Linked DNA regions of Homo sapiens: regions 1 and 3 are each linked to region 2. A link is a loop called in an ENCODE intact Hi-C map of the cell type or tissue named here. Cell type or tissue: heart right ventricle. All regions are shown on one strand.

What was found. Hi-C counts contacts between places; a loop is a spot of excess contacts. Peaks named below come from ENCODE experiments on the same cell type or tissue, not always from the same donor. Only the 100,000 strongest peaks of a DNase experiment are listed, where the experiment ranks them.
Region 1: a loop joins it to region 2, with 5 times the contacts of the local background. A loop is called at or near these places in 7 of 110 quality-filtered maps.
Region 3: a loop joins it to region 2, with 14 times the contacts of the local background. A loop is called at or near these places in 92 of 110 quality-filtered maps.

The regions. Positions count from the first base shown.
Region 1 is chrX:12,811,286-12,819,285 of GRCh38, reverse strand. The region is part of intron 4 of PRPS2 (phosphoribosyl pyrophosphate synthetase 2); the gene reads right to left. Among named protein-coding and RNA genes, the nearest start is that of PRPS2, 24 kb to the right of the region's middle. In heart right ventricle, a CTCF peak has its summit at 4,664 (motif pointing left); a DNase peak (open chromatin) is centred at 4,655.
Region 2 is chrX:14,028,997-14,036,996 of GRCh38, reverse strand. It overlaps GEMIN8 (gem nuclear organelle associated protein 8), which reads left to right and starts at 7,105. Exons shown (of 5, transcript NM_001042479.2): 1 at 7,105-7,220. RefSeq lists silencers at 3,916-4,098, 6,765-6,904, 6,939-7,138 and enhancers at 6,515-7,015, 7,016-7,516. In heart right ventricle, a CTCF peak has its summit at 4,391 (motif pointing right); DNase peaks (open chromatin) are centred at 4,401 and 7,056; H3K4me3 peaks cover 1,709 bases; H3K27ac peaks cover 2,169 bases.
Region 3 is chrX:13,502,617-13,510,616 of GRCh38, reverse strand. No RefSeq gene overlaps it. Among named protein-coding and RNA genes, the nearest start is that of EGFL6, 63 kb to the left of the region's middle. In heart right ventricle, a CTCF peak has its summit at 3,839 (motif pointing left); no DNase peak of the experiment used is centred here.

The sequences.
Region 1 (8,000 bases), 1.2 Mb after region 2:
AGGGCACCCTGGCCACTGGATAGAACTACTGGGTAAGAATTTGATATTCAGTTTGTTAGTATTTGTGGGTAGCATTTTAAAACCATGACAGGTACAACTTAAAGTAAGTTATTTAGGAACTACTATTTGCCCAGTTTGTGGCACAGATAGTGGGGACAAAAGTCCTGGTTAATACAGCCATCTAATATGTAGGCTAGTCAGGATGGGCTTCATTGCATTCAAGGTCTAAGGAGACTTTAAACTGTGAGTCCAGCTCCTCTGCTCATCTAAGGCAAATGCTCAGACATCAATGGTGCCAGGCATGGCATCGTGCCTGTAGGCCCAGCTACTCAGGAGTCGCAGGTAGAAGGATGGCTTGCGTCTGAGTTCGAATACAGCCTGGACAACATAGCAAGATCCCATCTCTTTAAAAAAAAAAATCACTAGCTCAGGAGGAGCTGAGCTGCCAACAGGAAGAGAAAGTGGGCAGGCCTCGCTTGCTGGTGAGCCTGGGGCATTTCAGATTTTCCTGTGAAGAGTGGATTTAAATGGTGAAACTTATTTCAAGACAATGCCACAGGTATAATGTAACATTAAGATTTTCCTTTTCCAGTTTTTAAAATAACAGTCATTATGCAATTTAGCTGAAAAAATGCTTTGGGGACCAATACACACATGGCCCAACTTAAGACGCAGTACATGGAGGATATAACCTCCACACACTAGTTTTAAAGTCCTAGTCCTACTCATTGTGTCATCCTCAGATGACGACCAGGAATGGAGCTCCTCGCGTGCTCTGATGAAGGACAGAGGGGACACTCTCTGGGGCTGAGAAGGCAGTGGGAAGGGCAGTTAGGTGCTCCAGGCTCCCCTCCCTATTTCTGAGGATTTTCACAACACAACCAGTGTTTCTTTTCTTTTCTTTTTTTTTTTTTTTTTTGAGACAGTTTCACTCTTGTTGACCAGGCTGGAGTGCAATGGCACAATCTCGGCTCACTGCAACCTCTGCCTCCTGGGTTCAAGTGATTCTCCTGCCTCGGCCTCCTGAGTAGCTGGGGTGATAGGCATGCACCACCACTCCTGGCTAATTTTGTATTTTTAGTAGAGACAGGGTTTCTCCATGTTGGCCAGGCTGGTCTCGAACTCCTGACCTCAGGTGATCCGCCCACCTCAGCTTCCCAAAGTGCTGGGATTACGGACATGAGCCACTGTGCCCAGCCAGTGTTTCTTTTCAATTGTGGTAAAATATACATAACACAGAATTTATCCTTGGAGCCATTTTAAAGTGTATTAATTCAATGGCATCAAGTACATTCACAACATTGCACAACTATTATCTCTGTCTAGTTCCAGAACATTTCATGATATCAAAAGGAAACCCCACACCCCTTAAGCAGGCACTCCCTATTCTCCCCTCCCCCCAGGCCCTGCCAAGCATGAATCTATTTTCTGTCTCTATTCTGAACTTTTTGTATAAATGGAATCATAAAATACGTGCATTTTTGTGTCTGGCCTCTTTCAATTAGCATAAACTGTTCATAGTCCATCCACACGGCTGCATAGATGAGTACTTCATCTCTCTTTAAGTCTGAATAACATTCCATTGGGTGGATACAGCGCATTGCGTTCATCCATTCATCTGTTCATGGCCACTCAGGTTGGTTCCACCTTTTGGCTATACTGAATACTGCCGCTATGAACACTGGTGTATAAGTATCTGTTTGAGTCCCTGTCTTCAAGTCTTTGGGGAATATACCTCAGAGTGGAATTGCTGGGTCATATGGTAACTCTGTATAACCTATTCGGCTAATATTTCCTTTTTTTTTTTTTTTTTTTTTATGAGGAACATCTTTTATTTCTTGTAAAGAGGGGAAAATAAGATTTTTTAATATTTCTCACTCATAAGATTTTTAAACTCTTAAAAATGCAATATCCTCTTTTCAAAGCACATGCCATCTTAAAAAAATCTTAGCAATGTACATTTGCACTCAAAGAAAAACATGGCAGCACCACTGTCTTCTGACAAAATTCTGCATAAAAAAACCCTATGCAACTTTTTGCAAATATGTTCCTTCTTTATTATTCAGGGACACCAAACCACAAACATTCAGTGCAATATTTATTGTTTTTTATTTCCGTAGGAAACACAGGACCAATGATGTCTTCTGACAACTGTTTCCTGATGATTTGTTGGGTTTATTGGATCTGAGGATCCTCGGATCCAATAAACCCAACAAATGAATTCCCAAACAATCTTAACAAAACTATAGAAGACCAAGAAAGCTTAAAAGAGACAAAGAATAAAGACAAGTCACCTAGTAAGGATGGCCAAGTCCTCAACTTCCCCAATGGAAGCCAGAAGTTATGGAGTCATATCTTCAATGTGATATGAGAAAATAACTCTCAGGCTAGGAGTCTATACTCAGCAAAACTGCCTTTCCAGAAGGAGAGCAAAATAAAGATAGTTTCAGCCAAACTATACAACCTGAGAATTTATTTCTAACATATAACCACTTAAAGAATGCAACTTAAGCAAAAGGAAAATCACCACAGATACATTGAGATGTGGTGAGGGGCAGGGGCAGAGAAAGGTAAGCAAAGATATTGATCAATATGTGGACAAATCTAAACAAATGTTGATTGTACAAAACCAAAATAATAATAATGTCTACTTTGTGGAGAAGGAAAAACTAAAGCATATAGTAGCTAAGCATGGTGGCTCACACCTATAATCCCAGCATTTTGGGAGGCCGAGGCAGGCAGATCACTTGAGCCCAGGAATTGGAGACCAGCCTGGGCAACATAGTAAAACCCCATCTCTACAAAAAATACAAAAATTAGCCAGGCATGGTGGCATGCGCCTTTAGTTCCAGCTACTTGGGAGGCTAAGGTGGCAGGATTACTTGAGCCTGGGAGATCGGGGGCTGCAGTGAGCTGTGATCGCGCCACTACACTCCAGCCTGGGCAACAGAGCAAGACTCTGTCTCAAAAACAAAAAAACCACATAGTAAGGTGGTGGTCATAAATCCAACTATGTCAATTATCATAAAAGAAAAGGGACCAAACTTTCCAGTTAAACACAGAGACTGTGAGATAAGAGAATAAGACATCAACGTCCTTGAAGCAAAGGGAATCATTACTATATTGAGGTCCATGTTTCTCCTACCCTTAGAACACTCATCCTACCCTTAAAACACTCATTCTTCAGGATGCAACCAAAACCACAGTAGCCCTAGCAGATACCCTTTGTTTGTAAACTTGTCTAGCTGTCAACAGTTTCCTTACTTAAAGATTTAATTAAAAAAATTAATTTAAAGGCCAACAAAAATTTTGCTCCATCATCACCTTAAAACACCTACAGTTCAGCCAGGCACGGTGGCTCACAGCTGTAATCCCAGCACTTTGGGAGGCCGAGGTGGGTGGATCACCTGAGGTTAGGAGTTCAAGATGAGCCTGGCCAACATGGTGAAACTCCATCTCTACAAAAATACAAAAAGTAGCCGGGCATGATGGTGGCTGCCTGTAACCCCAGCTACTTGGGAGGCTGAGGCGGGAGAATCGCTTGATCCCGGGAGGTGGAGGTTGCAGTGAGCCAAGATCACGCCATTGCACTCCAGCCTGGGCGACTGAGCGAGACTCCATCTCAAAAAACAAACAAACAAAAAAACACGTACAGTTCTATTATCTACATGCCAATGTCATAAAAGCCACTCAAACTCCAGGTAAGGAAAGCTACTTTCTGGGAACATGAGACAGGTTTTCCCAAGACACATGAACACCTCGCACAAAATGTCCACATACATTACCGTCTGCTTATTTGGTAACGACTAGGCAGATTTGGGCATGACAGGATACCAATCCACAGCCCAGCACTGGGAAGCACTGCCCTTTGTGGTGGAAGTTCTATACCGGAGAAGTTAAAGCAGAACCTGTTTTCATCTCTCTGCCAGGTGGCGCCTGTTCTCACGAGCCTGCTCACAAGCAGACAGCAGGGTAGGCATGGAAGTGGGACTGGGAAAGAAGGTGAGCTCTGTGGTTCTTGGCAGTGGGGGACACAGACATCTCACTTGAGTGGGGAGCCCTAGCCACTAAAAGGTATCCAATGGTAATGTCAGAAGAAGAAGATAAGAGAAAATACCCCTGCAAACAGCTTCCTGGGTTGTTAGAACGCTATGATTTCCTGAAAAAGCTATAGGTAACTCTTCTTTTCCTTGTATATCATGGAGACCTAATACATACTCCTAACAAATGATGTTGACACAACATACCACACTGAAATCTTAGGCAGAAAAAGGCAGAACGAAAATTATATACATACAGTTTTGGATTTCTTCTGGGCACATATTTACAATCTTTTCTCTGTGGGTGCATGTGCCATATCAGCTCCCCCAGGAGAGACAGATACATAGTACACCAAATTATTCATAGTGGCATCACTGGTTGAGATATAAAGTGTTAAGATTTTCTTCTTTCTACTTTCCAAATTTCCTATAGAGCATCTTCAAAGATTATGTAATCAGAAAAAAAGTTAAATCTGAGTTATCTAGTTTTACCCTCTTCCCATACCACTTTTAGGTTGACACTTGCTATCTCAGCAGTGGTAGGTAGGTTTCTTAGGTTTAATTTTCTTTCCGTGGTCAACCCAACCAAGCTACAAAGCCTACCCAAGAGTGACCTCCTGTGGCAACATTCAGTTTTACCCGGAACGAGTCAAGCTTCAAAGCTTTTTCTAAAGCAACAAGCTCCAATTGGTCAGACAGAAATTTACAGTATTTTATTTTGCTAACTATGACCTTTTGCATCAAGCAAAGAAGTCACAGATAATGTCAACTGCATATGTCATGTATTACCCGCAAGGCTGTTCTGAGGAGACTGTCAGTTGGGGGCTAGAATATGAGGATGACAATAATGTGTAGCAGAAACACTTGGAAAAGAGAAAGGAGGTGACAAAAATTCTGAAATGTACTTCCCTAAAAAGCTTGATTTTCCTGGCAGAGGGAGCAGGGGTGATTGAGTGCAGACTGCTTGAAAGGAGGTCTCAACAAAACAAAACAGCATCTCAACCCCAGCCATTTATTCTGTTTACTTTATTCTGCATTTTTTTAAAAGTAGGAGTTGGCAAATAGCTATCTATTTGAAATGGGGAACTCTGTATATGATGAAAGATGCCATTTCAAATCAATAGAGGTGGATTATTTAATAAATAGTTTTGGAAAAACTAGACAGTAGAGTCGGGGGTGGGGGGGCTGGATTCTTATTTCATTCTTTATTCCAAAATAAATTTCAGATGGAAGTAAACTTGGGACATTAAAAAAGAAAAAAATATACAGAATCATGGGAGAAGACAAATTTTAAGAGAAGGATGACTCCTACATAAACTCAGAAGCCATAATGTGAAGAAAAAATAAACCTGACTACGTAAGAAGGTTTTTAAAGTCCTGCAGAGAATAAAAATACAAAATAGGAGAAGAAATGAAAAAACTTGGAGAAATATTTGCAACACACATGAGAAACAGCTGTGATCTCGTCTATGCAAAACTGTAGACAATCCACAAGAAACGTCCCAGCCAAGAGAACAATAGGCAAAAGATTTGAATAGAGACCCATCTCATGGAAAATCAACATACCCTGGTGAGGGCACTACCCTCACCCACAGCAACCAGAGCTCACAGGAAGAGGATGCCATAGATCACCTACCTGATCTGGAAGTAAACTGCCTGATAACCCACTGTGTGAGCAAGGCTGTGTAGAAAGTCACTGGCATCCATACATGATGGAATGTCAACTGGTATATTTTTTGGAAAAGACCATATTTTGGCACTGCCCATCAAACCTAAAATGGCTCATGCCTTTTGACTCGGCAATTCCACTTCTAGGAACGTATCCTACTAGCACACGTGTACAAAATGTCAAAGCAACGATATTGCTTCACAACTGCATTTAAGAGTGCAAACAACGGCACCTACAAATGGGGAAGAGGGGGCCTGACTGGTCACAGGAGCTGTGGTACATGCACACAAGGGAATATTGCACAGCTGCACAACACGACTATGGAATCATTGTTAAGATACAGCAAGTGAGTTTTTCAGAAAAGCACAGTGAAGAACTGTGTACATCGCATTGCCATTTGCGTGAAATAAATAGGCAGATATACGCTTAAATAACACAATTCTGACACTGGAAATAACGGTGGCATTTAAAGAACAGGGATGGGACACTTTTGTACTGTCTGAATTTCTGCTAAGAGCATGTATGATATTCTTAGACTATGTATATAAAAACAAGGTTGGGGGAGGAAAGAAAGATGGTCATACAAATTTGTGGAATCTACTATTCTTTGGGCTGAGTAGCTGCCAAAATAACATTTTCTGGTTTACAAAGGTATCTGCCAGACACAAAGGCCATGTTCTATACTACCAATTGATATACAAAGTCTCCAAAAGATAACCCCATAAAGATAGAAAGTAGATTCCTGGCTGCCAGGGATAAGGTGGGGGGAAGTAAATGGGGAGTGACTGCTAATGGGTACAGGGTTTCTTTTTGGGGTGATAAAAATGCTCTGGAATTAGATAGTGATGGTTGCACAAATCTCTGAATATGCAAAACACTGCTGAACTGTACACTTTAAATGGGTAAACTGTACGTATTTGGAGTTTTTTGGTATTTTCTTTTTCTTTTTTGAGACGGACTCTCGCCCTGTCACCCACGCTGGAGTGCAGTGGCGTGATCTCGGCTCACTGCAACCTCCACCTCCCAGGTTCAAGTGATTCTCCTGCCTCAGCTTCCTGAATAGCTGGAATTACAGGCGTGCACCACCAAGCCCAGCTAATTTTTGTATTTTCAGCAGAGACGGGGTTTCACCCTGTTGGCCAGGTTGGTCTCGAACTCCTGACCTCAAGCGATCCACCTGCCTTGGCCTCCCAAAGTGCTGGGGTTACAAGTGTGAGTCACCACACCCGGCCAATTGTACGTATTTGAATTACATTGTAACAAAGCTGTTATTATAACCCAGTTACATCTGACGCTCGCTCCTGTACCCCTTTGGCTGGATTCTTTGCCTCTAACCTTCCACTGGGCCAGTGCATTTGCCTCATTTGAATGCAGATTCCATGTGACTTGCAGAAGTTTCCAAGTCAACTGCAAGCATTTCTAGTAGATATGACTCCAAAATGTTGCTCACAATCTTTTGCAGAGGACTCTCAGCGTCATTCAACCTTGATTCTTGGCCAAGGGCATTTTTGTGAACATTACACACCGTACAGTAATAGGCTACGTGACACAGCGCTGCCCTCCACCCCGTGACTGCCCACCTAGGGTCTTTGCAAGTTAACTTTCTGCTCCCGTCTTTTATATATTTGTGTCTCCTCCCTGGCCACAGCCACTTCCTGCTGCTGGCAGAGGCCGATCTCCAGCTGCATGGTCCGTTCCTTCTCTTCTGTGCTGGGAACCCCAGCAGCCGTTGGAAGGCAGCTTTGAGCAGAATGAACAAGGCTCTTCTAAGAATCAGGGCCTGTGTTTCCCTGCAAGAGTGTTAAGACAACTTTCTGGGCTACTTCTAAGCTTTTGTGTTAGATCCTAGGTCCTCAGCTGGGCTGCAGGCAGATGAGGGTGCCAAATGAGGGACAGGCTTTTGATGTCAGACATTCCAAAGGCTGATCACTTGTCACTCTCATCACTCCTCTATTAGTGCACATTTAGAGCTTCCTTGCTTCCTCACTGGACTGGGGGGTAGAAGTCTCTCCTACTTCTCCCTTATGGAGGTCTCTACCTACACAATAAAACTCCCTTCCCAGCTTTTTTTCTTCCCAGATAGCATCTGCAAAGCTCTACAAGGTCATTGGGTCACCAAGCCTCAGCTTGCAGCATTCTCTTATTGTGCTCATCCTTGATTCTGAACACCCTGTACCCTGATTGCTTGTTAACGCCTCGAGTATCTCTGTGAAGCCCTTCAGAGGTGCTACTTAGTACCACGTTCTCACACCACTGGGTGCCTCATCACTGCCGTACTGTTACGACCAGGT
Region 2 (8,000 bases):
CCTTATTCATTCACTTTATTTTTTGTGCCCATTAACCACCCCCATCTCCCCATCACCCCCCACTATGCTTCCTAGCCTCTTGTAATCATCCTTCTACTTTCTATCTCCATGGGTTCAATTATTTTGATGTTTAGATCCCACAAATAAGTAAGAATATGCAATGTTTGTCTTTCTTTTCCTGGCTTATTTCACTTAACATAATGACTTCCAGTTCTATCTATGTTGTTGCAATCTCATTTTTTTTTTATGGCCGAAGAGTACTCGGTTGTGTATATGTACCACATTTTCTTTATCCATTCATCTGTTGATGGACACTTAGGTTGCTTCCAAATCTTGCCTATTGTGAACAGAGCTGCAACAAACATGGGAGTGCAGATATCTCTTCGATATGTTGATATCCTTTCTTTTGGATATATGCCCAGCAGTGGGATTGCTAGATCATATGGTAGCTCTATTTTTAGTTTTTGAAGAACCTCCAAACTGTTCTCCATAGTGGTTATACTAATTTACATTCCCAACAACAGTGTATGAGGGTTCCCTTTTCTCCACATCCTTGCCAGCATTTGTTACCGCCTGTCTTTTGGATATCAGCCATTTTAACTGGGGTGAGATGATATCTCATTATAGTTTTGATTTGCATTTCTCTCATGATCAATGATGTTGAGCACCTTTTCATATGCCTGTTTGCCATTTGTATGTTTTCTTTTGAGAAATGTCTATTCAAATGTTTTGCCCATTTAAAAAATCAGATTATTAGAGTTTTTTTTCTGTAGAGTTGTTTGAGCTCCTTATATATTCTGCTGATTAATCCCTTGTCAGAGGGGAAAATATTTGTTTGCAAATATTTCCTCCCATTCTGTGGACTGTTTCTTCACGTTGTTGATTGTTTCCTTTGCTGTGCAGAAGCTTTTTAATTTGATATGATCCCACTTGTCCATTTTTGCTTTGGTTGCTTGTGTTTGTGGGGTATTACTCAAGAAATATTTGCCCAGAATGTGGTCCTGGAGAGTTTCCCAAATGTTTTCTTGTAGTAGCTTCATAGTGTGAGGTCTTAGACTTAATTATTTAATTCATTTTTATTTGATTTTTGTATATGGTGAGAGAGACAGGAGTCTAGTTTCATTCTTATGCATATGGACATCCAGTTTCCCCAGCACCATTTATTGAAAAGATTATCTTTTCCCCAGTGTATGTTCTTCCCCCCTTTGTCGAAAATGAGTTCACTGTAGGTATGCAGATTTTTTTCTGGGTTCTCTGTTCATTGGTCTATGTGTCTGTTTTTATGCCAATACCAAGCTGTTTTGGTTACTATAGCTCTGTAGTATAATTTGAAGTCAGGTAATGTGATTCCTCTAGTTTTTTTTTTCTTCTTCTTATGATAGCTTTGGATATTCTGGGTGTTTCGTGGTTCCATATAGATTTTATGATTTGTTTTCTCTATTTCTGTGAAGAATGTCATTGGTATTTTGAAAGGGATTGCATTGAATCTGTAGATCATTTTGGGTAGTATGAACATCTTAATGATATTGATTCTTCCAATTCATGAACATGGGTTTCCATTTTTTGGTGTCCTCTTCAATTTCTTTCATCAGTGTTTTATAGTTTTCATTAAAGAGACATTTCACTTTTTTGGTTAATTCCTATATATTTAATTTTATTTGTGGCTATTGTAAATTAGACCACTTTATTTCTTTTTCAGTTTGTTCACCGTTAGCATAAGAAATGCTACTGATTTTCGTATATTGATTTTGTATCCTGCTACTTTACTGAATTTATCAGTTCTAATGTTTTGGTAGAGTCTTTTGAGGTTTTTTGGGATGAAAGGATGGTGAATTTTATCAAATGTTTCTTCAGCATCAATCTAAATAATCATACGGTTTTTGTCCTTCATTCTGTTGATATGATGTATCACATTGATTGATTTGCCTATGTTGCATCCCAGGGATAAATCCCACTTGAGCATGATGAATGATCTTTCTAGTGTTTGATGAATTCAGTTTGCTAATATTTTGTTGAGGATTTTTGCATCAATATTCATCAGGGATATTGGCCTGTAGCTTTTGTATTCTTTTTGTGTTGTTGTTAGATGTGTCTTTGTCTGGTTTTGGTATCAGGGTAATATTGGCCTTATAGAATGAGTTTGGAAGTACTGCCTCTTCCTCTATTTTCATTTGTTTCAAGACATTTTTCAATTTCCTTCTTAATTTCTTCATTGACTCACTGGTCATTCAGGAGCATATTGTTTAATTTCCATGTATTTGAATAGTTTCCAAAATTCTTCATCGATTTCTAGTTTTATTCCATTATGGTCAGAGAAGATGCTTTATATCATTGTAATTTTTTTGAATGCTTTAAGACTTGTTTTATGACCTAACATATGGTCTATCCTTGAGAATAATCCATGTGTTGAGGGAAAAAAATGTGTCTTCTGCAGCTATTGGATAAAATATTCTCTAAATATCTATTAAATATTTGGTCTATAGTGCAGATTAAGTTTGATATTTCCTTGTTGATTTTCTGTCTGGAAGATCTGTCAAATGCTGAAAAGTGGGGTGTTGAAATCTCCAGCTATTATTGTAATGGAGCCTATCTCTTTCTTTAGCTCCAATAATATTTGCTTTATATATCTGAATGCTCCAGTATTGAGTGCATATATATATATAATTGTTATATCCTAAAGAGTGGTTATTTTAAAGTAATGGCATTGCAAGCCATTCTTGTTGTTTTCCTTTGTACTTAAGTGCCTCAGTTGTCCAAGATTTGTGTTTTTATTATTGTATTTTTCTTTTTTGCATTAAGCACATGTTACCTTTGCAGTCTGGGGAGAGAAAATCTTGTAATTTTAAAGAAAAAGGGCATGGACAATAGTATTAAATACTGCAGAGAGGCCAAAATATAGTAGATGGAAAGTCAGCCATGATGCCAGTGAGACAGTTGTACCGGAATGGACATGCCTGAAGAGAAACAGCTGTGGGATGAGTGGAAAGTAGGTGAGGAAATAAAGGTATCTCACTTTTTACAGAAGTATAACCAAAAAGAGAGGTGGAAAAATAGAAAGGTGAGGAGAGGAGAGTGAAAAATCAGCCCAAATGATTTTAAAGATCAGAGAACCTGAGTAAGTTTGATGCTGATGGGGAAGAAGCCAGGAAAGAGAGAGGCAATGATACGAGAGGTGTACAATTGAGGGTGTGAGGTGCCTGTGAGGACATGGAATTGGATCCAGAGAACAACCCTTGACTGGGTTGGCCTAAGCACAAGCAAAGGCATTCATCATGCCTCTTTAAACCAAGAGGCATGGTGAGTGCAGATGGCAATATATTTCAAGGTGATGAAATCCATGCCTGGTCATCTCAATTGTGTCAATAGGAAGTGGTCATCTGCTGAAACGAAGGGTCTGGGGCTGGTGAGGCAGGGGCTTGAGAAGGTGAAATCAAAGAGAAATTATAGCAGAGGACCTGAGCCGGACCTGAAGCGAGGGCCTGCTAGGGGGTGCTCCTGGGAAACTGCTCTTTCCTTTACCCAACTTCAAAGTAAGAATTCAGGACTACTGTTTGCAGGTGGTTTAGCACCATTTACTTGATCCAGGTAAGGGGACTGGTTCCCAAGCTGTTTCTTCACAACACTTAGGTGGCAGATGGGTCCCAGCTGGGGGACAGGGGAGGATCCAAAAAGCCCCATGAGATTAGCTATGGCTTCCCACAGCTGGCAGGATTTCCACACCTGGCACCTGAACTTTGGGGCCCCAGTAACAGAGTTTGAGATTCGTCGGTGCTACTTCCTGTGTTAGGTAATAACCTCTATATATTTCCTTACCATAGGGCCTTTAAAGAAACTACATCCTGTAGCCACGCCTTTTGGCTTCTCTCCCTCAATCTCATCTCCTATGGTTGAGATAAACAGGAGCGAAATTCTCCAAAGTGTAAACCAGAGGACACGTCCTGCTGCATCTGGTGCCGTTTTCTCCCAGCACTGCCTCCCCATCCTTTCCAGACACACCAGGATACACTGATAGGGGACTACTATGCCTTAACAGGCACTGGGATTTTAGATGCCTTGTTTCAAGGAGTGGTTCTCAACCAGGAGCCATTCCCCACACCCTCACCCTAGGGACATTTGGCAATGGCTGGAAACATTTTTGATTGTCACAAATGGGGGCAGGGAGGGACATCCAGTGGGCAGAGGCCAAGAATGCTTCTAAATATCCTACAATGCACAGAATAGTCCCCACAATGAATTATGCAGCCCCAAATGCCAATAGTGCAGAAAGTGAGAGGTCATGCTTTAGAGTTCCTCATCTGACAGGATTCTTTAAAGTTTTGCTATAATCCATTTAAAATTTGAAGCATATGCCTGAGAAAAATTAAATACTGAGGAATTGCCATTTGTAAATTTCCACCAGGTGGCGCCAAATGACAAGTGAAAATCCAACCTCCTCTAGCCTCCATTTCAAAATTCAGTTTCTCTCCCTGGTTAACCCCCTGGAGTAACAATCCCCATTCTTTTCAAATAGGATTGTCGCTCCTTAGGTGCTTAGTGTTCCCCACCACCAGTATTTTTATGCAAGTGAGTTAAAGTGAGTAATGACTAAAACTCAGACTTAAAGATGAAAAGAACAGGACTACATCCTCAATCAGCTACAGAATTTCCATTCCCTGCAGCAACAAGGGTATGGGAGAATCAGCTAGTTTCTTTTCTTCTTTAGTCAACTTTTAGCTGGGCACTTGGCCATCTGAAAAAGACAATTCCAAGCTCCTGCACCCTTAGGAGGGCTAAGTAATGAAGTTCAGGCCATTAGTAGGAAGTGATCAGAAGTGCTGTGGGCCGCCTCTGGGTAGTACTCTTAAAGCAGTGGTTCTCAACTGGGGGTGACTTTGCCCCCTCCTCCCCCAGCCCAGGAGACATTTGGCAATGTCTGAGGACATTTTTGGCTGTCACAACTGGGAGACAGTACTGGCATCTTGTGAGTAGAGACCAGAGATGCTACTAAAACTCCTACAATGCACAGGACAACCCCCAAAACACAGAATTATCCAACCCCAAATGTGAATAGTGCCAAGGTGGAGAAATCCTTAGAGGGAAAGGGCATGCCCTTGGCTTTCTCTTTCCCACTGGCTGAAAGGTGCAGTGGTGCACCATCTTGGACCATGTGGGCCAAGGCAAGAAACCAGGGAGGGTGGAGCTATGAGACAGGTGGAGCTGCCATACTCTGGACTCCTTACACCCAGACTGCCATGAGATAGAAATACACTTCTCAACAGTTTGAGCCACTCCTCTTCTGGGTCTCTGTGACAGCAGCCAACTAATATTCTATCTAATGCCATAGTATACCATATATATTGTATTTTTTCATTCATAGAACCAGGAATCACTCTACCTGAACTATATCCACTCTAGGCCTGCATCCTTCTGCCTTTCCCAGGAACCCCCTAAGCTCTTTCTCCCTATCTTACCCCTCTCCATCTTTCTTTCCTGCCTCTCTAGATGCTGGCTTCTTCCTTGAGGTAGAGATTGCACCAGGCCCCATCTGACTTATCTGTCTCAATCCACACCTGACTTTTCCCATAAGACTTCACCCTCCTACCATCTCCTGCTTCTATCCATAGATATCTCATTTCCTCCCACATCCATTTTCTGAGGTGGAGGAATAATCTTTTCTAAAATAATCCCCCTCTATATACACATACTTTCTGGCCCTTACCCTGCTATACTGTCTTCATATAACTCACCACAACATACAATTCTATTTATCTGCTTATTGTCTATGTTCTACACAAAAGATTTAATTTTATGAGCCCCAAAACTGTATTGTTTACTACTGTGTATCCGGTAAATAGAATACCACGGTACAATAGAAATGCAATGCATGCCACATATATAATTTTAAATGTTCTAGTAGCCACACTAATAAAGTAAAAAGATAAAGATCAAATTTTAGTCTTTAACCTCAATAGTCCTTCTCTAAGATGTTATCACTATAAAGAAATTGAGGTATTTTACATTCTTTTTCTCATTCTTCTTCAAAATCTAGAGTGTAATTTACCCTTACAGTGTATCTCAGTTCAGACTACTACAATTCAGGTTCTCAGGGCCACATGTAGTGGTTACAATGGACAGCGCTAACATAGAATACTTGGCACATAGCCGGCATCCAGTAAATATTTGTTAAAGTTAATATTCTTCTATACCATTTTAATTCTTCTGTAGTCCAGGAATAATACAGTAATGTCACGTCATTAATACCACCCAATTGACTTAGCCATTTCCTTGTTGGGCATTTAGGTCTTTTCCAATTTTCACTTTTTAAAATAATTCTGTAATAAACATCTATCTGGTTCGTACCTGTTTTTCCTTGGAATAAATTCCCAGAAAGTATTAAATATGGTAATTGCCCCAGAAATGATATGTCACGTAAGACTTCTAATTGTTTATGCTTGGTTCTTGTTAATGACTCTTGTAATGTTAACAGGGCAGGTATTGCTGTGATGGTTATAATTACAAACATATTAGTACTAATGTTTTGTCTGCTGCAATGCATCAGGCACTCTGCATTAGGTTATGCATATCTTATAGATGAGACACACGAGGCTTGGGGAAGTTACAAACTTAGCACTGGACTCGCACTCAAACTGAGATCTGGGTTAATCTATTTTCAAAGACTGGGTGTTTTACGCTGGGACAAATTAAGAAACTAAAACTGTTTTAGTTAAGAAAGAAAACAGAAAGGAAGAAAGAAAAGGCTAAGTAAAGACAAGGGAAGGAAAACGAAGAAAGCTGAGGAAAGGACAAAAAGTTAAAGGCTGGAAACCCGGGCGGTGCAGAAGCGACCCTTATCTCGCCGGTGCAGAAGCACCGTCCGACCCCCGGCGCGGGTGCCCGCCACAGTCCCAGTGCCCCGCCCGGTGCAGCTCCCTCTCCGCCGGCCCCGCCACCCGCAGCCATCCCACGCCTGCCGCCCCGGCGCTCCACTCGGGGTAGCCGATTAGCAGGCAGCTTCCGGCCTCCAGCACTGCACCGCCTGCGGTGCGAACGTGACGTCCGCGACACAGGGGGGGACTTCCGGCGCGCCGCGCCACGCCACGTGTTCCGCACCGGAAGCGCGCTTCCAGTCGCCCCGGCAACAGCCGCCTCCCTCGCGTCCCCCACTCCCCCTCTGTCTCTCCAAGGAAAACTAGGCCCCTGCGCGGCCAACGCCCAGGATCCGCAAGCTGCGCGCCCACGAGGTGACTTCGGGGACGGCTGGGTTTCCTTTGGGGAGTGAGGGAGGAGCTTAGACGCCCCGGGCCCTGGCTTCTTCTGATGCGCAGAGAGCCGAGGTCTTGGACGTCACGTTGCTCTCATAATTATCTTAATCCCGCGACAAAAGGTGGGGCCGGAGGCCCATGAGATTCCTAAATCATTGCAGGTTAATTGTGAGAGGGGACCAGTCCCAGAGGCTCTCAGCTCTGCAGTGCTTCCGAATCACTGGACGACTCTTTAAGAATTCTGATCCCCGGGCCCCCATCCCGGACCAATGAAATCAGAATCTCTAATAGTGGGGCCCTGGCATCGGTAGTTTTTAAAGCTGCCCAGGTGATTCTGGGGTGCCGAGAACCACCGTGTTAAGGTCTGTAGGTGAATTCGGATTTTGCCCATCCAGTCCAGTATCTGAATAGAAGATCGCCCAGGACAGCCACATACTTGAAGGATGTCTAGGATATTGCCCTCTCTGCTCAAAAATTCGGGTTTCTTTCTTTTCTCTTGCACTTTAACCTCTGCAGGAGGTCAGCTTTTGGTGGGAGTTATCTTGAGACATCTGGCGCCTACAGTTTATGGGCCTTGTGTCTCTGCCCACTTATCAGTAATGAGCTGTAATTGAACCAGTGGCCAACGAAGTGCATTTTAGCTCTGAAATCTTGATGTTCCCTTAGTACAGATCAGATGGTTCTGAACAATTTTATTTTTTTCAGGAATGATGTTTTTAAACTCGTTTGACAGGCTAGGCTGTGTATTCAGCTGTTCTT
Region 3 (8,000 bases), 530 kb after region 2:
TTTATGTGGTCTTTCCTCAGTCTTGACTCTCATTTCACTAGACTCTTAGAACACTGGTTTGTCAGGTTAGGAATGAATTCAGTGATCACATGGTCCCAACCTCTCATTTTACCCATAAAGAACTACAATCTGCCATAGTGGAAGGATATTTTTTAGCTGACCCTTTACTTGGGTCATATCTGAGGTTTCATAAATCTATGAGTGCATTAGGGTCCTCTCAAAAGGTAAGTTGAGGCCCATAAAAACCACCAGTGCACATAACACATATTAAGTAGTCAGTATGGATACACTTCTTACAGCTAGAAAATGAACTCTGTGGGATGTGTTGCCTGACAATGAGCAGAAAGTCAGGGAGGACTTTCAAGTTCCCAGCTTTGGGATTGGTAAGTCATGATGTACTAACTGAGGCTAGGAACAGCAGTTCCAGGGGGAAGTTGATGGGTGCAGTTTTGGATATGCTGAACTTGAGCTGGTCAAAGGAAGTTCACATGGAACTTTCTAAGCAGGCAGTCAGATATATTAATTTGAAAGAGTGCTAAGGCTGGAGATGCAGAGTGGAAAGTCATCATTTACAGGATACAGCCAAAGTCATAAGAGTGCATGAAAATATGCAAAAAAATTATAGAGAGAGCAGAGCACGGGGCCACGGGAGACACTGGGGAAGACCAATATTTAAAGAGTGGACATAGGAGAGCATAAAAGATAGATATAGGGAGTCAGAGATAGAAGGAAAAGCGGGCAAAAGCAATGTCAGGTCAGGGGCAGAGAAGTGAGTCTAGAATGTCAAGGAGCAAGTGGCCAATACAGCTGAAAACACACTAAGAAATGGACAAAAAAGAGTTCATTGGGTTTCATAGTATGGCAGTGATTTGTCATCAATTTCAGATCAGCTTTGGTGGCGTCACTGGGATAGAATCCAGACTGCTTGCAGAGTAAAGGGGAGATGGCTAGTGTAGATGACCCCTCTCAAGGAGCTGAGAAGAGCAGATGGAGATAGACTGTAGCTGGGCACAGGGAAGGATCAAGGAAGGCATGTTAGAGTGGGAAGCTTGAAGAGATTTATAGACCTAAAGAAAATGCCAGTGGTGAGGGGGAGGATGAAGACACAGAGTACTGAATGGGTGATTGATGGAGAAGGCTTCAGAAAAGAAGGGTTAGGGTCAAAACCAGAGACTGAGGGTTGGCCTTGAGGAGAGACTCCTCATCCTGTGGGATTGATAGGAAAGGATAAGGACAGGTTCAGATCCTAAGTAGTTCATTGATTGGAAGGAAATAGGCAGCAAGCAATACCTAATGGCCTAACTGTTCTGGAACAGTAGTTGGTCAAGTTTTTAAATGGAGAGCCAGACAGCAATTATTTTAGGGTTTTGGGGGCACACAATTTCCATCACAATGATTCGCCCTTCTCATCGTAGCACAAAAGCAGCCATAGATGATAAGTAAACCAAGGGACATGGCTGCATTCCAATAAAACCTTATTTATAGAAACAGGCATTGGGATAGATTCAGTCCATGGAGTTTGGGGTTTGCTGAACTCTGTTCCTGGAGATTTAGGAAGTGAACCATGTGCTAAAAGTGGTAGGTGTGGGAATTGAGAAGAGTATTAAATGTTTTGGACAGTCAGGGGGTGATGGATGAGAAAGCTGACAAAGCATAGATAAAAAGGTTTCCATCCTCCCTGAGGGATCAGTTGGGGCTGGAGCCCAGGATTTTGTGATTGCACCAACCTGTCCTACTGCAGGTAGTGGAATTACCTCCGGCATGTGCTGGAGAGCAAAGGCAGAGTGAGGATCCTGGTTTGGAGTTTCATGGGTTGCTTCTGGTGGTAGGACAGTGGTACAGGGGAGTTGGGTGTGTTGATGAGAAAATGTTTAATGCCAGCCATATGATCTATGCTGGGTAGAGAAATCATGCCAGGAGTGGGCTGCTAAACTGGAAGAAACAGAAGCCTCTTCCATAAACACAAAGAGAAGGTGTGTTGGAGATGAGGCAAGGATAAGAGACTGCAGCTTGAGATTTAAGAGGCTGGAGATGGGGGGCAATGATGGGTTAGTGCGGATTCAGAGTGGAGCTACGGAAGATGGTGGTCGACATAGAGGAGAAGTGAAGGTCATCGATGGATGTTCTTTGGAGATGCTCAGCTCTCCCGGTCCACTCTATGATTGTACAAATTGATGCCTGTGGTCCATTTTGGTAAGGCTATTTCTACTTTCAGTAGCATTTCACCTTTTATTGATGTAATACAGTTGTATATTGTGCATCCTCTTGTAAGCATAATTAATTTGTTTGGCTTTGTCAAAATAATATTTAATAAATTATGTGCCTTTTACACATACATCTTGGGTAACTGGTTCAGGCCCAGAAACTTGGAAGGCTAGCTTCCCAGGCTGCTGACTTAGGGATTGTTGGATCATGATGGACTAACCAACACCATTTGCATTAAAGAAACCCAGGAGCTTTTATCACTTTGGTTTTGCGTTACTGTTTTCAGATATATTTGCATTATGTACTATAATTTTGCTGATCTTGCAGTGTTAAACACAATAATAAATTCCAGTTGAAAATTTGTAATTTCTCAACACATAAAATAACTCATTTGGGAGACTGTGAGAGCTATTTGACCGTCTTTCTATGATGAACTGTTGCTTTAGTACTGGTGACATTTTCATATTGGAAAGACTGACCCCATTACCTAAGAATGGAGCTTGGTCTTAGCAACCAATAGTCTTTCTAGCAACAATTCATTTTACTTCATCAATATCTATTTACACAGGGATGATGTAGCTTGAACAGGGAGTATATGTTCAGCTGGGACCTTCCAGCAAATTAGGAACCACATCCAAGGGAAACGTTAGATTCTTTCTGCCATTTCACTATGAATCCTGGAATGAAAGGCATTGAATTTCTCCTCGACTTTAACCTTTGACATTTTAGTCAGCAACAAATTCAACCCTTCAAGACAGCAGGGAACACATTGAGAAAATATTATTACTCTTCACTGTTTTTTTTTTTGAGACGGGGTCTCGCTCTGTCGCCCAGGCTGGAGTCCAGTGGCGCGATCTCGGCTCACTGCAAGCTCCGCCTCCCGGGTTCAGGCCATTCTCCTGCCTCAGCCTCCCGAGTAGCTGGGACTACAGGTACTCTTCACTGTTTTAACCACCAGTTCTAGAGAACAATACAGTTTAAAAATGATATGTCAACCTATCTGAAGAAGTTGCACTTAGCTGCATTATTTATTTTTTAAATAGCTGAATTAATACTTTGTTATAGGCTTGGTGCGGTGGCTCATGCCTGTAATCCCAGCACTTTGGGAGGCCGAGGCGGGCGGATCACTTGAGGATAGAAGTTCGAGACCAGCCTGGCCAACATGGTGAATCCCCATTTCTACTAAAAATACAAAAATTAGCCGGGTGTGGTGGTACACACCTGAGATCCCAGCTACTTGGGAGGCTGAGGCATGAGAATCTCTTGAACCTAGGAGGCGGAGGTTGCAATGAGTTGAGATCGCACCACTGCACTCCAGGCCTGGGAAACAGAGTGAGACTTTGTCTCAAAAAAACAAAAAACAAAAAACCTTTTTTATAAGAATAATAATTATAATAATATATATATAACAATAATAATAATATATAATTCTTATTTGCAGCTCTTCCACTTAGATTTGGTTGATGGTGGCTTTCCTTTTGTGATGACATCTTCATCAAAAGAAATCAAAGTGTCCTAATGGAAGTTCTTAGATATAGCTCCTTTGAAGCAAGCCTCCTTAAAGGCTCAAAAATCCTGAAATAAGTGGGGCCTGTTAAAAAAATCCCCTCTTCTGCCACGCAGCAAGAGCGACATCTGCTGGCCGATGTCAGACATCTTTATTTTGGAAAGCAATCTTTCCCTTCTTAAAAATTACCTTTGTTGTTTTTGCTGTTGTTATTTATTTTTAAAATATGTTCTCGTGCTTCTACAGAGTCCTTAATAGCAAGTCCCAGGCAGGGTTCTGGGGTTAGAATCAAGTTTCTACAGAAGAAGAAACGGCTAGCCCCATAATTTGCGGGGCTCGGTGTAAAATGAAAATGTGGGGCTCCTGGTTCACAAATTAAGAATTTCTAGATGGTCTAGATGACCTAGACCATCAAGCCAAGTGCAGGGCCCATCTGAGTGCAGGGCCTTGTGAAACTGCACAGGTCATACGCTCTGGAAGTGGGTCCTAGTGTAACTGCCTAGTAGTTTCTTCCTGCCTACTGCACAGACAAATCATTTCACTGAGACTGCTGCATTGTAGTAGAGAAGGAGTTTGACATGAAACTGGTCACATGGGAGAACTGGAGTTATCACTCAAATCCATCTCCCCAAAGGCTCAGAGATTAGGGTTCTAACAGACAATTTGGTGGGCAGGGGGCTAGAGAATGGGTGTTGCTAATTGGCTGGGGATGAAATTATAGAGATGTGGAAAACTGTCCTGATACACTGAATTGGCCTCTGGATGGGACCACAGGGGCAGTTGAGTCATGAGTCATGAGTCCGTATGGGGTCAGTCTGAAAGATGTCTCAAAAAACCAATCCTAAATTCTACAATAACGATGTTGTCTATACGAGCAATTGGGGAAGTCACAAATCTTGTGACCTCTGGCCACACGACTCCTGAGCAGGAAGGGATTATGGAAACTACATCTACGTTTTAGCAGAGTTCAGGCCCCCCTCAAAATCCTGTTCTTGTTGCCTATCATTAGTCTTACCTGGGTTGTTTTCGGTCCTGAGCAAGGAGGGCATTAGTTTTATGTAGGGCCTATTATCATCCTTGCTTTCAAGTTAAACTATAAACTAAATTCCTCTCAAAGTTAGCTTGGTCCATGCTCAGGAATGACCAAGGACAGTGTGGAGGTCAGAAGTAAGATGCAGTCAGCTATGTCCGATTTATCTTACCGTCATAATGTTGCACATGCAGTTTTACTAGGTGAAGGGTGCTAGGAGAATGAGCCCAGTGCTCAGCTTCAGAAGGTAGAGTGTGCAGGTGACAACTCAATGACTTTGGAGCCTACAAATGGCTCCTGTGCCATGTATCACCCCCACTCAGGAGGGACTGAGAGGAAAGTGACTTGAATTAAAGAGAAGGAGAGCAAGTTAGTCATTAGGGGCCACCATACAGACCACACCTTCTCATGTTCCTCCTCCTTGGTAAAGGTTTGGTGCTTGGAGAAGAGCTGGATGGGTGCTCAGGAGGGAAGGCCACCTGGGTTCCTCTAGAATTAGCTTCCTAGAGGAAGGGACTGAGTGGATAACACATTTCTGGTGTCTCTCCAATGCTTATGACTCTTTGGACCTTCATATCTTCCCCAATCATTGAATGACAAGGGAGAAAGCAGGGGTCTGAGGAGAAGCCACCCTCCTTTTCTTTTCTTTCTTTCTTTTTTTTTTTTAGAGATAGAGTCTGCTCTGTCGCCCAGGCTGGAGTGCTGTGGTGTGATCTCAGCTCACTGCAACCTCTGCCTCCTGAGTTCAAGTGATTCTCCTGCCTCAGCCTCCTCATTAACTGGGATTACAGGCACGTGCCACCATGCCCAGCTAATTTTTGTATTTTTAGTAGAGACGGGGTTTCACTATATTAGCCAGGCTGGTCTTGAACTCCTGACCTCAAGTGATCCACCCACCTCGGCCTCCCAAAGTGCTGGGATTACAGGTGTGAGCCACCACGCCTGGCCACCCTTCCTTTCAAAATGTCCCCAGAGTGTCTTGATGAGGCTTAAGTAATCACAACAGCTAACATTTATTGCACAGCTATTTTGCCCTTATACCAGAGGCAGTGTAACTAACACAGATTGGGGGCCTACTATATACCAGGTATTAGTTCAAGTGCTTAGTCCTAGGTGCAAAGTACATGTACCATCTCGTGGAATTCTACCAACAAACCTATGAGATAGTTGCTGTTGTGGTACCCATTCTACAGATAAAGAAACTGAAGGCCAGGGGTCTTGAATAACTCGCCCAAAGTCATGAAGCAAATAGATCATTGAGCCAAAATGAAGAACCCAGGCAGTCTGACTTGAAAAGGTAACACCTGCTGAGAACATACACTGGGGAAAGGCCAGTGTCCTCAATAAGTGGTGCTGGGAAAACTGGATATCCATACGCAAAAGAATGAAACTAGACCCCTATCTCTCGCTATATACAAAAATCAAATCAAAATGGATTAAATAATTAAATCTAAGATGTCAAACTATGAAGCTACTAAATGGAAGCATTGGGGAAGCTCTTCAGTTCATTGGAATGGGCAAATATTTCTTGAGTAATACCCCACAAGCACAGGCAATCAAAGCAAAATTGGGCAAATGGGATCACATCAAGTTAAAAAGCTTCTGCATAGCAAATGAAACAATCAACAAAGTGAAGAGACAACTCACAAAATGGGAGAAAATATTTGCAAACTACCCATCTGACAAGGGATTAATAACCAGAATATATAAGGAGCTCAAACAACTCTATAGAAAAAAAAAATCTAATGATCCCATAAAAATGGGCAAAACATTTGAATAGACATTTCACAAAAGAAGACATACAAATGGCAAACAGACATATGGAAAGGTGCTCAACATCACTGATCATCAGAGAAATGCAAATCAAAACTACATTGATATCTTACCCCAGTTAAAATGGCTTTTATCCAAAATATAGGTAATACCAAATGCTAGCGAGGATGTGGAGAAAAGGGAACCCTTGTATGCTGTTGGTGGAAATGTAAATTAGTACAGTCACTATGGAGAACAGTTTGGATGGTCCTCAAAAAACTAAAATTAGAACTACCATATGACCTGGTAACCCCACTGCTAGAGATATACCCAAAAGAAAGGAAATCAGTATGTTGAAGAGATATTTGCACTCCCATGTTTGTTGCAGCACTGTTCACAATAGCCAAGATTTGGAAGCACACTAAATGTCCATCAATAGATGACTGGATAAAGAAAATGTGGTACATATACACAGTGGAGTACTAGTCAGCCATAAAAAACAATGAGATCCTGTCATTTGCAACAACATGGATGGAACTGAATATCATTGTGTTAAGTGAAATAAGTCAGACAGAAAGACAAACGTCGCATGTTTTCACTTATTTGTGGGATCTAAAAATCAGAACAATTGAACTCAAGGAGATAGTAGAATGGCTACCAGAGGCAGAAGGGTAGTTGGCGGGATGGTGAGGGGAGTGGGAATTGTTAATGGGTACAAAAAAAATATAGATAGAAAGAATGAATAAGACCTAGTATTAGATAGCACAACAGCGTGACTATGGTCATTAATACTTTAAATGTGCATTTTAAAATAACTCAAAGAGTATAACTGGATTGTTTGTGACACAAAGAATAAATGCTTCAGGGGATGGATTCTCCATTTTCCATGATGTGATTATTGCTTATTGCATGCCTGTATCAAAGTATCTCATGTATACCATAAATATATATACTTGCCTTGAACCCATAAACATTTTTTAAAATTAAAAAAATTAAAAACAAACAAACAAAATTTAGCGGGTGTCAGCGCCCTTTTCAGACCCAGGAGTCAAAGCCCTATAATTTAACAGCACAAGGACTTCAAAAACAATGCAGAAAGTTACATGGATGGAAAAACCTTAATTCTTTTAAATCTCAGTTTTTCTAAGCAATCAAATACCTAATAATAATGATGACACAGAAATTCTTGTGATAAAACGTAAAATCTGTTTCTTAGGCCAGTTACTAAAAGGCAAAGAAAGCCCTTCTGCAGTGTGATTGCTACTCCTTAGGGGAAGCACGTTTAAATAACCTGAAAGTCAAACCTGATGAAAAGGGTACTTGAATTAATCAGACACAGGAAGAGCATGTCCAGGGTCATGAGTGAACCTTATGTTATAGAGGAAACAAGAAACTAGATAACTAGTACTTTGAGCAAATGAATCAAGTTATGCTGGAGAAAAACACTGCTTTTCTAGACTTTCAAGAAAAACATTTTAGCATCAGGCTACAACAGCAGGTAGAACT